Linked DNA regions of Mus musculus: region 2 is linked to region 1. A link is a loop called in an ENCODE intact Hi-C map of the cell type or tissue named here. Cell type or tissue: heart. All regions are shown on one strand.

Region 1 (5,000 bases):
AAGGTGTGTGCCAGCACACCCGGCTTTGTTTTTATTTTTAATGTGTGTGTTCCTATGTGTGTGTGCTAGATATGAGTGGGTGCCAAGGAAGGGCAGACGGCATTAGGGCCAGAGTCACAGGTGGCTGGGACTGCCCAGTGTGCGCTCTGGGAATTGAAATCAATCGAGTCCTCAGGAGTAGCAGCAAACGCTCTAAACAGCTACCCATCTCTCCAGCCCCAAGTCGTGTACTCTTGAATGAAAGGGCCCATTGTGAGGGGCTGGAGGGGCTAAGGAGGTTGGAGCTGGGGCTGGAACTCATGCTAAGAACATCCTATGCTGCAAAGCTATACTTCAGGGCTAAGTTGATTGGATTTCCAGGGCCTGGAGTGGATTCAACAGTTATCTTTCTTTTCTTTTTTCTTTCCTCCTTCCTTCTTTTTCTTTCTTTATTTTTCTTTTTTTTCTTTTTTCGAGACAGGGTTTCTCTGTATAGCCCTGGCTATCCTGGAACTCACTTTGTAGACCTCGCTAAAGACTAGGTTTTCCGTGCCAGAGGGGGCTGCTTAGGCTCCCAGCCTTAGGACCTGAGCCAGTCAGTAAGCAGCACTCTCCAATGGTCTCTGCTTCCATTGTAGGCTGGCCTCGAACTCAGAAATCTGCCTGCCTCTGCCTCCCGAGTGCTGGGATTAAAGGCGTGCGCCACCACGCCTGGCTCTTTCTTTTAAAGATTTATTTATTTACTTTTATGTATATGAGGTCACCACATCAGAAGAGGGCATCTGATCCCATTACAGATGGTTATGAGCCACCATGTGGTTGCTGGGAACTGAACTCAGGATCTCTCCAAGAGCAGCCAATGCTCTTAACCGCTGAGCCCTCTTTCCAGCCCTATTTAGGGAGGCCTGATGCTTGAAGTTCTCTGAAAATTAGACTCCCTTCATGTATTTTCTTGTCAAAGTGTCAGAGCCGGTGATAGGAGAGGTGTTCCTTCCAGGTCTGGGGTGGCTGTCAGGAGAAAATAACAGTGGGATAACAGAAAAGAACAGTAGGATAGCTCAGTGGCAGAGCATTGTCTGTCATGAGTGGTTTTTTGAGAACCCTCAGCCCATCCATCACTTCCTGTATCTTTCCTAGTTTGCTTCTCTGTCTGTCACTGTGTGAAAATGACCTAAAACAACTTGGACGAGGACAGGGTTTATTTGGGTTACAGGTTACAGCTGAGGAAAACCAGGGCAGGAACTCAAGGTCGAAAACCTGGGGTTGGGAATGGAAGCAGAGACCATTGGAGAGTGCTGCTTACTGACTGGCTCAGGTCCTAAGGCTGGGAGCCTAAGCAGCCCCCTCTGGCACGGAAAACCTAGTCTTTAGCGAGCCATTGTTTTGTAGTCAGTGGTGGAAGCCTGGAATTGCTGTAGCGCAGCCTAAGTTAACTTGGTGGCACAAGAGAAGATCAATTAGACAAAGGAGTAATTGTCCTTCTCCTGTGGCCCTTCTTTATCTGGACCCTTGGCGGGTGTGTCTTCCTAACATTTATTAAGGCAATGCGAATTCCTCAGGTGAGGCTCCCTACTCAGTTGATTCTAATTTGTGGCAAGTTGACATTAAAACAAACTGCCATAGGGCTGGGGAGATGGCTCAGATGTTGCTTTTCCAGAGGACCCAGGTTCATTTCCCAGCTGCCAATTCCCAATATGGCAGCTCACAACTATTTATAATTCCAGTTCCAGAATGTCTGGTATCTTCACACAGACATCCACTCCATGTACGCAAAACATCAACGCAAGTAAGTCCTCATCTATAATGAGATCTGACTCCCTCTTCTGGAGTGTCAGAAGACAGCTACAGTGTACTTACATATAATAAATCAATCTTTAAAAAAAAAAAAAAATTTAAATAAACATTTTAACCTTTCAAAATCACCCAATGTCAACCAAACAAAAAGCCGGAGAAGCTGGAGTATACAAACCAGCAGTGAACGAACAGCGCCATCTCCTGGCTCAGAATGGAACCGTGACTATTATGCTTGGATCACTGCAGTCCCCTTCTGTGGTCCCTGTCTGGGATAGGGTGGTCTCTAAACTTTCCCCTCAGTTGAGCTGGACTTATGTCCAGGCTAAGCTGAGAGCTTGGCCGAGGACACTCCTTTTCTCCAGGCCTTGGAAGCTTTGCCATTAGGAAAAGTCTTATAGGAAGAGCCCATGGTAGCAAAGGCAGAAATAACTCCCCTGTGCCAGGCCTTGTACCTAGCCACATAGGAAGGTGTTGTTTCTGAGTCTGGTCTTAGAGCCTTCTACCACCTGCTTTCTTCCAGGCCCAGAACTGGATAAAGCAGAGCCCTGGGGTCTACCGGCCCTTGTGCCTCTATACACCTGCCTCCTCCACCTCATTCTTTCCACTGCTTCCTTGAAAGGCCCTGCTACTGAGGACACAACTTACCCTGGTAATCCAAGTGTAACTCAGAGCCGACCTGTCACCAGACATGTTAAACCATCACACAGCATCCTCCTTGTTCATCCATGCTCCTCTCAGTGATTGACAAAATGGACGTGATTGACCCTACTTCATTATAGTGTCAAGTCTACAGGGTCAATGTACTCAGCTCACAGCAATTATTAAAAACCTTATAAACAGCAGCTAACAGGGTAAGTACAGGCTGGAGATGGCTCAGCAGTTAACAGCACTGACTGCTCTTCTAGAGTTCAATTCCCAGTAACCACATAGTGGCTCACAACCATCTGCAATGAAATTGGATGCCCTCTTCTGGTGTAAATGAGGAGCACTCATATACATAAATCTTAAACAAACCCAGCCAGGCAGTGGTGGCGCATGCCTTTAATCCCAGCACTTGGGGGGCAGGGGCAGGCAGATTTCTGAGTTTGAGGCCAAGCCTGGTCTACAGCGTGAGTTCCAGGACAGCCAGGGCTACATAACCAACAACCACTCAGTCAATGCTTCATGAGATGCTAAGGCAGGTTGGTCTCAAGCATCTGAGCACACAGGCTGCTTGATGGACTCAGCCACTCTAGAGAACAGAAACATCACTTATGGCTACAAGAAATAGGTGACCCTTCAGTAAGTCCCAATACCACCCTGAAGTCTAGGCTGACATCCCAGGGTCCCGTGGCCAGCTCTCATTAAGACACAGCAGCCAAAACTGCTAAACAAGAGGGCAACAGACAAAGGCTTGTTTTATTTTAAAGACTGATCCACATGAGGCCACAGCCAGGCCGCTATGTACAGACACGAGGGAAGCTTTATTTCTTGGTCTCCTCCTCCTTGGACAGAGTCTTGATGATCTCTTCCTTCTTGGCCTGGAGGCGCTCCTCCCGGCGCTTTCGTGCTTCCTTGGTCTTAGACCTGCGAGCCTCAGCCTGGTCACTGGTGCAAGAAAGAGAAAGAGAGTCAGTCTGGGCACAGATGAATAGCTGGAAAGAGGCACACCCCAGACCTCTAAACCCTTGGAGCCACATCAGCCCAAAGAATAGCAGCAGTTCCTGCTTCACCTAGATAGGTGAGGATGGGCAGGTGGTAGGTTTTTTTATTAAATAACATTTTTTAAAAAGTATTTACTTATTTAATGTACATAAGTACACTGCTGCTATCTTCAGACACACCAGAAGAGGGCAGAGGGCATCAGAACACATTACAGATGGCTGTGAGCCACCGTGTGGTTGCTGGGAATTGAACTCAGGACCTCTGGAAGAGCAGCCAGGGCTCTTAGCCTGAGCCATCTCTCCAGCCCCAAGATCCATCTTGAACTTACGCCAGGAGCTTCTTGCGGGCCTTGTCTGCCTTCAGCTTGTGGATGTGCTCCATGAGGATGCGCTTGTTTTTGAACACATTCCCTTTGACCTTCAGGTACAGGCTGTGATACCTGCAGGAGACAGTGTAACTCTGGTTAACAGTGGGACATGTGGGTTTGTTCCTCTCCCCAAGGTCACTAAGTCTGTTATTACAGGGACTCCAGTCCCCAAAGGCTTTGGGGGCAGCTCCTACACACTACCTGCCTGGCCAATTTAAATCTTAGGCTACTGATAGCATAAGGGGAAAATAACCCACTTCTCTGGCGGATTCCCTGTTCAAACTGAGACAGAGATGGATGAAAAGACAAAGCCATAAAAGTGGGAGCTTACATATGGCGGTCAATCTTCTTGGATTCCCGGTATCTCCTGAGAAGCCGGCGCAGGATCCTCATCCTTCTCATCCAGGTCACCTTCTCAGGCATCCGAGCATTGGCAGTACCCTTCCTCTTCCCTGAGCAAGAATTAGAATCGAGACTCTTTAAGTTTTAAGTTACTCACCAGAGGCAACTGAGCTGTCTTCCCCTCACCTGTCTTTCATTTTAAGAAATATTAGGTCCATCCAAACACTTAATTTCTGTTACCTACTGAGTCAAGAGAAGACAAACAGCAGAGACGGATGGATGGCTCTGCACAGGTCAGAGCTGTATAGAGGACAGTCTCAATAAACACAGACATTAACAACTAATTTCTCCTTTCAGGGCTGGGGACAGCACTAAAGCGGGTCTTGAAATTGAGATCCACCAGCTTTAGCACAAACTCTCACTCTATGAGCCATGAGGCTGTGGCAGGACAAAGGGTAGTATGTATGACCCCCTATCCTGTAAACAACAATGGCCCTACAAGTCATTTCCCCAAACAGGTGGGCCACGAGAGCTGGGACCAAACTTCACATCCCCTGCATGATCATCAGTAAGCGTACCCCAACTTCCTAGCCACCCCTTTCAATCCCATTTAAAAACATCCAGTAAGCTGGGCAGTGGTGGTGCACGCCTTTAATCCCAGCACTCGGGAGGCAGAGGCAGGCAGATTTCTGAGTTCAAGGCCAGCCTGGTCTACAGAGTGAGTTCCAGCACAGCCAGGGCTACAGAGAAACCCTGTCTTGAAAAAAAACAAAAAACAAAAAACACCCAGTAGAATCCCCAGCATAAGCAGAATGTAGGGACTTAATGCTGACATCTTTTCCCACCAACAAACTCAGCACTAGTGCCAACTTGT
Region 2 (5,000 bases), 120 kb before region 1:
TACATCAGGAGCAATGGAAAGGGTGTTTTCTTAAAGGCATTTCTAATTTGCTTTTCTGTGTGTATGTCTGTTCTGTAAATAATTTTTTCATTTTTGAAAGTGGATAAAATCTGTGGATTTTCCCTCTTAAAACAACACAAAAATAAAACTTTCTTTACATGCAAATAAATTTCTTTGATAAAAAGAAATGTGCCTCTGTGTTTTTTATTGTTTGTTGTTTTGTTTTTTTAAGATAGATTCTCACTATGTCCCCCTGCTGGTCTGGAACTCACTGTGGAGACCAGCCTGGCTTATGTTTTTTGTGACTAGGTTTCATGTAGCCCAGCCAGACCTTTAACTTGTATTGCTGAGGCGAACCTTAAACTCTTTTATCTTCCTGCATTCCTCTCAAGTGCTGGGGCTTTTGTTGTCTGTCTCTAGCAAGCCCAGAAGGATTCTGACCTCAAGCAGTCCTTAAGCGGCATTACAGGTTGGGATTACCTTGTGGGATTACAGTCAATATAAAATCATATTCGTTGAATATTTCCATTTGTTAACCTCTCAAAAATCCAAATTAATTAGAAACCCAACAGCTTCACTGAGTACTGTTCTAAATGAGCCCACAGCACAGTTGGTAGACCAATGAGGCCAGATTTTTTTTTCTTTCCCATACTTGTCTGTCAACTTTTCTCTTTCTCACCTTTTCTTGACTTGCAGTTAAACCTTTATCAGTAATTCTTGCTGGGAGAAACAGCTTTTGGATGCCACTAAACTTTGTTTTTTGTTTTTCCCCACTGCCTGAAGTAAATACTTTTAAAAGCATGGGGGGGAGGAAGAGCTGGAGAGATGGCTCAGAGGTTTAGCGCACTGACTGCTCTTCCAGAGGTCTTGAGTTCAATTCCCAGCAATCACATGGTGGCTCCCAACCATCTGTAATGGGATCAGATGTCCTCTTCTGCTGTGTACTCAATTGTGTACTCATATGCATAAAGTAAGTATTTAAAAAAAAAACATGTGGGACTCAGAATGTCTCATGTGAACTAGGTTTTTGTGGGCCAAAGAACTAAGTTTTTTAAAGGTAGTTTGCTTAGGAATGCCTCTTCAGGGAAAAAAAAAAGTTCTGTCAGGCGTGACAAATGCCTTTAATGCCAGAACTGGAGGCAGAGACAGGTGGATCTCTGACTTCCAGACGACCAGAACAGGCTTCATAAACAATCTCAAAAAAAAAAAAAAAAAAAAAAGGAACATTTTATTTTAGGGACTATAAATCATAAGTTTTTTTTAAAAAAGGTTCACAACATTTTGCTCTTTTAGTTTTTAAAGAGGACCAGCCTTTCTCTCTTTTTGTACACATTTGCTTATTTCATGTATGTGGGTATACTGTAACACTTTTGCTCTTAAAAGTTCATCTTTTTCAAGTTCTAAAACTAAGTAGAAAAGGTCTGACGACAAACTCGTAATTGCTTTGAGCATAAAATTGGAAGCAGTATTAAGGTCTAATTAGGACGGCTGGGATTTATGGTAGTTTTTAATATTTCAGGTTTGGTACATTTTGTAATGTCTCTGACGGAGCAATTTCACTCTCGGTTGTTTCATAATTCGTGGAAAATAGGTCATAGATTTTGGAAGTCTTGAAGGCTGGAGTTAACAAAAAGATGACAGACTACCTTTTATACTAGGAGCGAAATCCAATGGAAGAGTTTCCTATGGGCAACCGCCCCCGCCTACTCGCTCCTACATGCTTGTTTCTCCCGCCGAAATGGCGTCACGCCGTGGCTCTCACGAACCAGCTCTCCGATTGGAGGGTGAGCAGCCGCTGCAGCCCATTGGGCGCCAGCGGCCGGAGGGGCGGGGACGCCAATGGCCCTTGTGCCTTGCCCGCCCCCACCCGATTGACGCCAGCCCCTCCCCCGGCCCAAGGAATGGGTACTGGGCTGGGGCATTGCACCCCCTGATCCCGAGGTGTAGCCTCGCTGCCAGCTCCTGTGCAGAGCTGGCGCTACGTCCTCCTCTTAGCGCAACCAGCTCCTGCCTTCTGGAGCCTGGCACTGAGAGCCATCCGCCCCGCAGGGGCCCCCCAGGCCTCCCTGCAGCACCCCGTAATGCAATTCACCGGGGTGGGGGAGGCGGCGGCAGCACCTACGGCGGCAGCGGCGGCGGCACTGCCCCAACCTAGAGACGTCTAGAAAGAGGAGGAAAATGGCTCCGAGCAGGGACCGCCTGCTGCACTTTGGGTTCAAGGCGACAGTGAGTGATAGAGGACGGGAGCTGGGTGGTCAGAAAGACGTGGGTGCCAGCTCAGGCCGCCGGGGAAGTGATCAGATCAGAGCTGGGGACCCTAGGCTGAAAGCTCAGGTTCCGCGTGGGTCGCTACGTGCCAGTGAGCCCTCGCAGTGCTGGAGGGGATCCGGTGATGTTCCTGTCCCTGTTCTGCTCTTCTCGCCGGTCCGCGGGCACGCGCGCACTCGCACCCGCCCCACAGCACACACACCGTGCCCCCCCCCCCCACGCCCGCGCGCGCACCGAAGCAGGCGCGCACTTGGGCACTTCCCTGCTTCTCCTTGTCCTGGTGGGCTGGCGCCCGGTCACCCCACGTTCCAGGCGCTCGCGGGCTCACCGTCCGGGGCTGCGCCGGGTGGGGGAGGGGTGGGCTCGCGCCGCCGCCGCCGAGCGCTCCTCCCCTCCCCCGACGTTCCGAGGCCCGGGCGGCTCTGCCCAATGAGGAGCGGCGTTGCTGGCAGGTGGGGAGTGTTTTTGTTTTGGGTTGAAGTTGAGGCTTTGGAGAGGACCGAGCTAGCGACTGGCAGTCGTCGCGGCCGCGGACGCCGCGGGCGGTGGTGGAGGCCCCCGCGGGACTCGAGCGGTCGCTCCTCCGCGTCGGCCGGGCGAGCCTCGCCTTGCTGCCGCCGCCGCCTCCCGCTCCCGGAACTCCGGGGCCTGCCCTGGCCCCTATCTTTGCACTCCGCACGCCGCAGCGCCCTGCCCGGGCCGCACCCGCCGGCCCCATGAGGAGGGACGTGAACGGAGTGACCAAGAGCAGGTTTGAGGTGTGAGCTCGGAGGGGTCTCGGGCGGCGGCGAAGGCCAGCTCTCGCACCCCAAACAGTAGCTCGACCGGAGCCTCCTCCCTTGTGCGGCCCGCCACCCGCCCCCGATGCGGCCGCCGGCGTCCTCCCCTGCTTGCGACCCGCAAGCCCCGCGCACCGGCTTGCCTCGCCTTCCGGGAGGTTCGCCTGCTGCCCCTTCCACCCGCGGGCCCTGGCCGGGATTAGCCCTGGCGCCCTAAATCCCCCCTCCCCCATAACACCCAGCTTCCCATTCTCTGCCCAGCCCTTGGCTAGCCTCCTTCCACCACGCAGTGAAAGCACTCAGTCCCCGACTGGCCAGCGCCTGCTGCCTTCGTGAATCTCCACCCGAGCGGGAATCGATTAGTCCTCGGTGGAAGTAGGAAGTTGGGGGTGGTAGTAAACTGGGACGATAGAGGCGACTGTGGGGTTTTCGTGCTGTTTGGATATTCTAATACTTCCTCTTCCCCGTGTAGTCTAATACTTTTGTGGTTCATTGTTTATTGGGAACTTAGATATCTGTTCCGAGAATGCGAGGAAGGTCTGAGAGCCTTCGGAGAACCCATTCCTGGTTTGTTTTGTTTTGTTTTTTTGTTTTGTCTTAAGTTTGTCCTCTGAAAAGGAGGTTTGTAGTCTTGGAATGGAACCGTACATAGTCAGAAAGATCTTTAAAAGCGAGTTCACGACTGAGAAAGGGATTCCTTTGGGAAGTATCCTAAGTACTGGTGAAATGAAATACAGTAGTTTGGAGATGTGCTGGAGGTTTCATTGGTAGGCCGAGAGACAAAGAAACTTACACAAGAGAAAATGTTACCTGGCCTTTTCTGGCAGAGGCTCAGGCTGACTGACCTGTGCTGGGCCCAGGCTCAGTGTTCATCTCACTTGCTGGCTTCCTGTCTCCTCTCTCTTGTTGTATTTTTAACACCCAGTGTTTCCCTTCAGCTCCCTTTAAAAGATAAATTTGAGACAAAAAGTTTGTGGGCTTCGGGTGAAAGTCTCACCTAGGGGCGAAACTTCTGTATAGTCTTAGTATTTCTTGAAAAAGTATTTATAGTTATAAAGTTAAGGTAGGAGGGAGAGCTGTGGAGAGACTGTAAATTCAGACTTAGTATGCCAAGTCGCAGTGAGGAGTGGAGAACTTCATTGGTTACATTAGAGTTTTCATTTGTAACTTAATGGTGGGTTGGGGGAGAGGCATAATAATAAAAACTGCCTATGTAAAATGTTGTATTGCTCTAAAGTGGAGCCGCCAAAGAGAATAATTTATGGTGGTTTCAAGTTCAGTACTACTGTGAAAGTCTTTACCATTGAAATTACTACCTGGACACCTGACAGTTTAGGGTTACCCAAAAGAGTTCAAAAGGAAGAGTCCAAAACTTCGATAGTTCTTGACCGACTTGCTATTCCGAGTGGAGAATTTCCCATTTGGGGTGAGGACTGAGGAAAGCCTGACAGATCCTCATTTGTGCGTTAAAGCCATAGTGAGTTTGAGGTGGTTTCCTCCACCTCCCAGGTGCTAGTTAGCGTCCTAGATGTGAGCCGCTGTCCTCTGCTGCTTGGGTTTGTTTCAGCTTTTATTTTTAGTTTTTAGGGTTTTTTTGTTGTTTTGTTTTGAGATAGGGTTTCTTTGTGTTAGCCCTGGCTGTTGTGGAACTTTGCTCTGTAAACCAGGGTGGCCTCAAACTCAGTGAGCTGCCTGCTTCTGCCTCTGGAGTGCTGGGATTAAAAGCATGTGCCACACTGTCCTGCTTGCTTCATGAATTTCTAAATACTCAAACCTGCCAGGCTCTCTTTTGCACACCTTTAAGCGCAGCACTCAAGAGTCAGAGGCAGGCAGATCTCTGCCTATTCCAGTCCAGTTTAATGTACATGGAGAGTTCCAGGACAGTCGGGATGCATAGAGAAATTCTGTTTGAAAATAAAAACAAAAGAAAAATCCTCAGAACTAAGAGAATCC

Evidence for each region. Hi-C counts contacts between places; a loop is a spot of excess contacts. Peaks named below come from ENCODE experiments on the same cell type or tissue, not always from the same donor. Only the 100,000 strongest peaks of a DNase experiment are listed, where the experiment ranks them.
Region 2: it touches region 1 in a loop (3.0-fold over the local background); 11 of 42 quality-filtered maps call a loop at or near these places.

Annotation. Positions count from the first base shown.
Region 1 is chr11:98,028,631-98,033,630 of GRCm38, reverse strand. It overlaps Rpl19 (ribosomal protein L19), which reads right to left. Exons shown (of 6, transcript NM_009078.2): 4 at 4,116-4,236; 5 at 3,746-3,856; 6 at 3,138-3,360. The coding sequence ends at 3,237. Among named protein-coding and RNA genes, the nearest start is that of Rpl19, 4.2 kb to the right of the region's middle. In heart, a CTCF peak has its summit at 1,976 (motif pointing left); a DNase peak (open chromatin) is centred at 1,983.
Region 2 is chr11:98,147,342-98,152,341 of GRCm38, reverse strand. Fbxl20 (F-box and leucine-rich repeat protein 20) reads left to right here and starts at 2,726. Exons shown (of 15, transcript NM_028149.1): 1 at 2,726-3,026. The coding sequence starts at 2,985. It also overlaps a transcript of Med1 not described here. In heart, a CTCF peak has its summit at 249 (motif pointing left); DNase peaks (open chromatin) are centred at 1,801, 2,701 and 3,211; H3K4me3 peaks cover 2,832 bases; H3K27ac peaks cover 2,187 bases.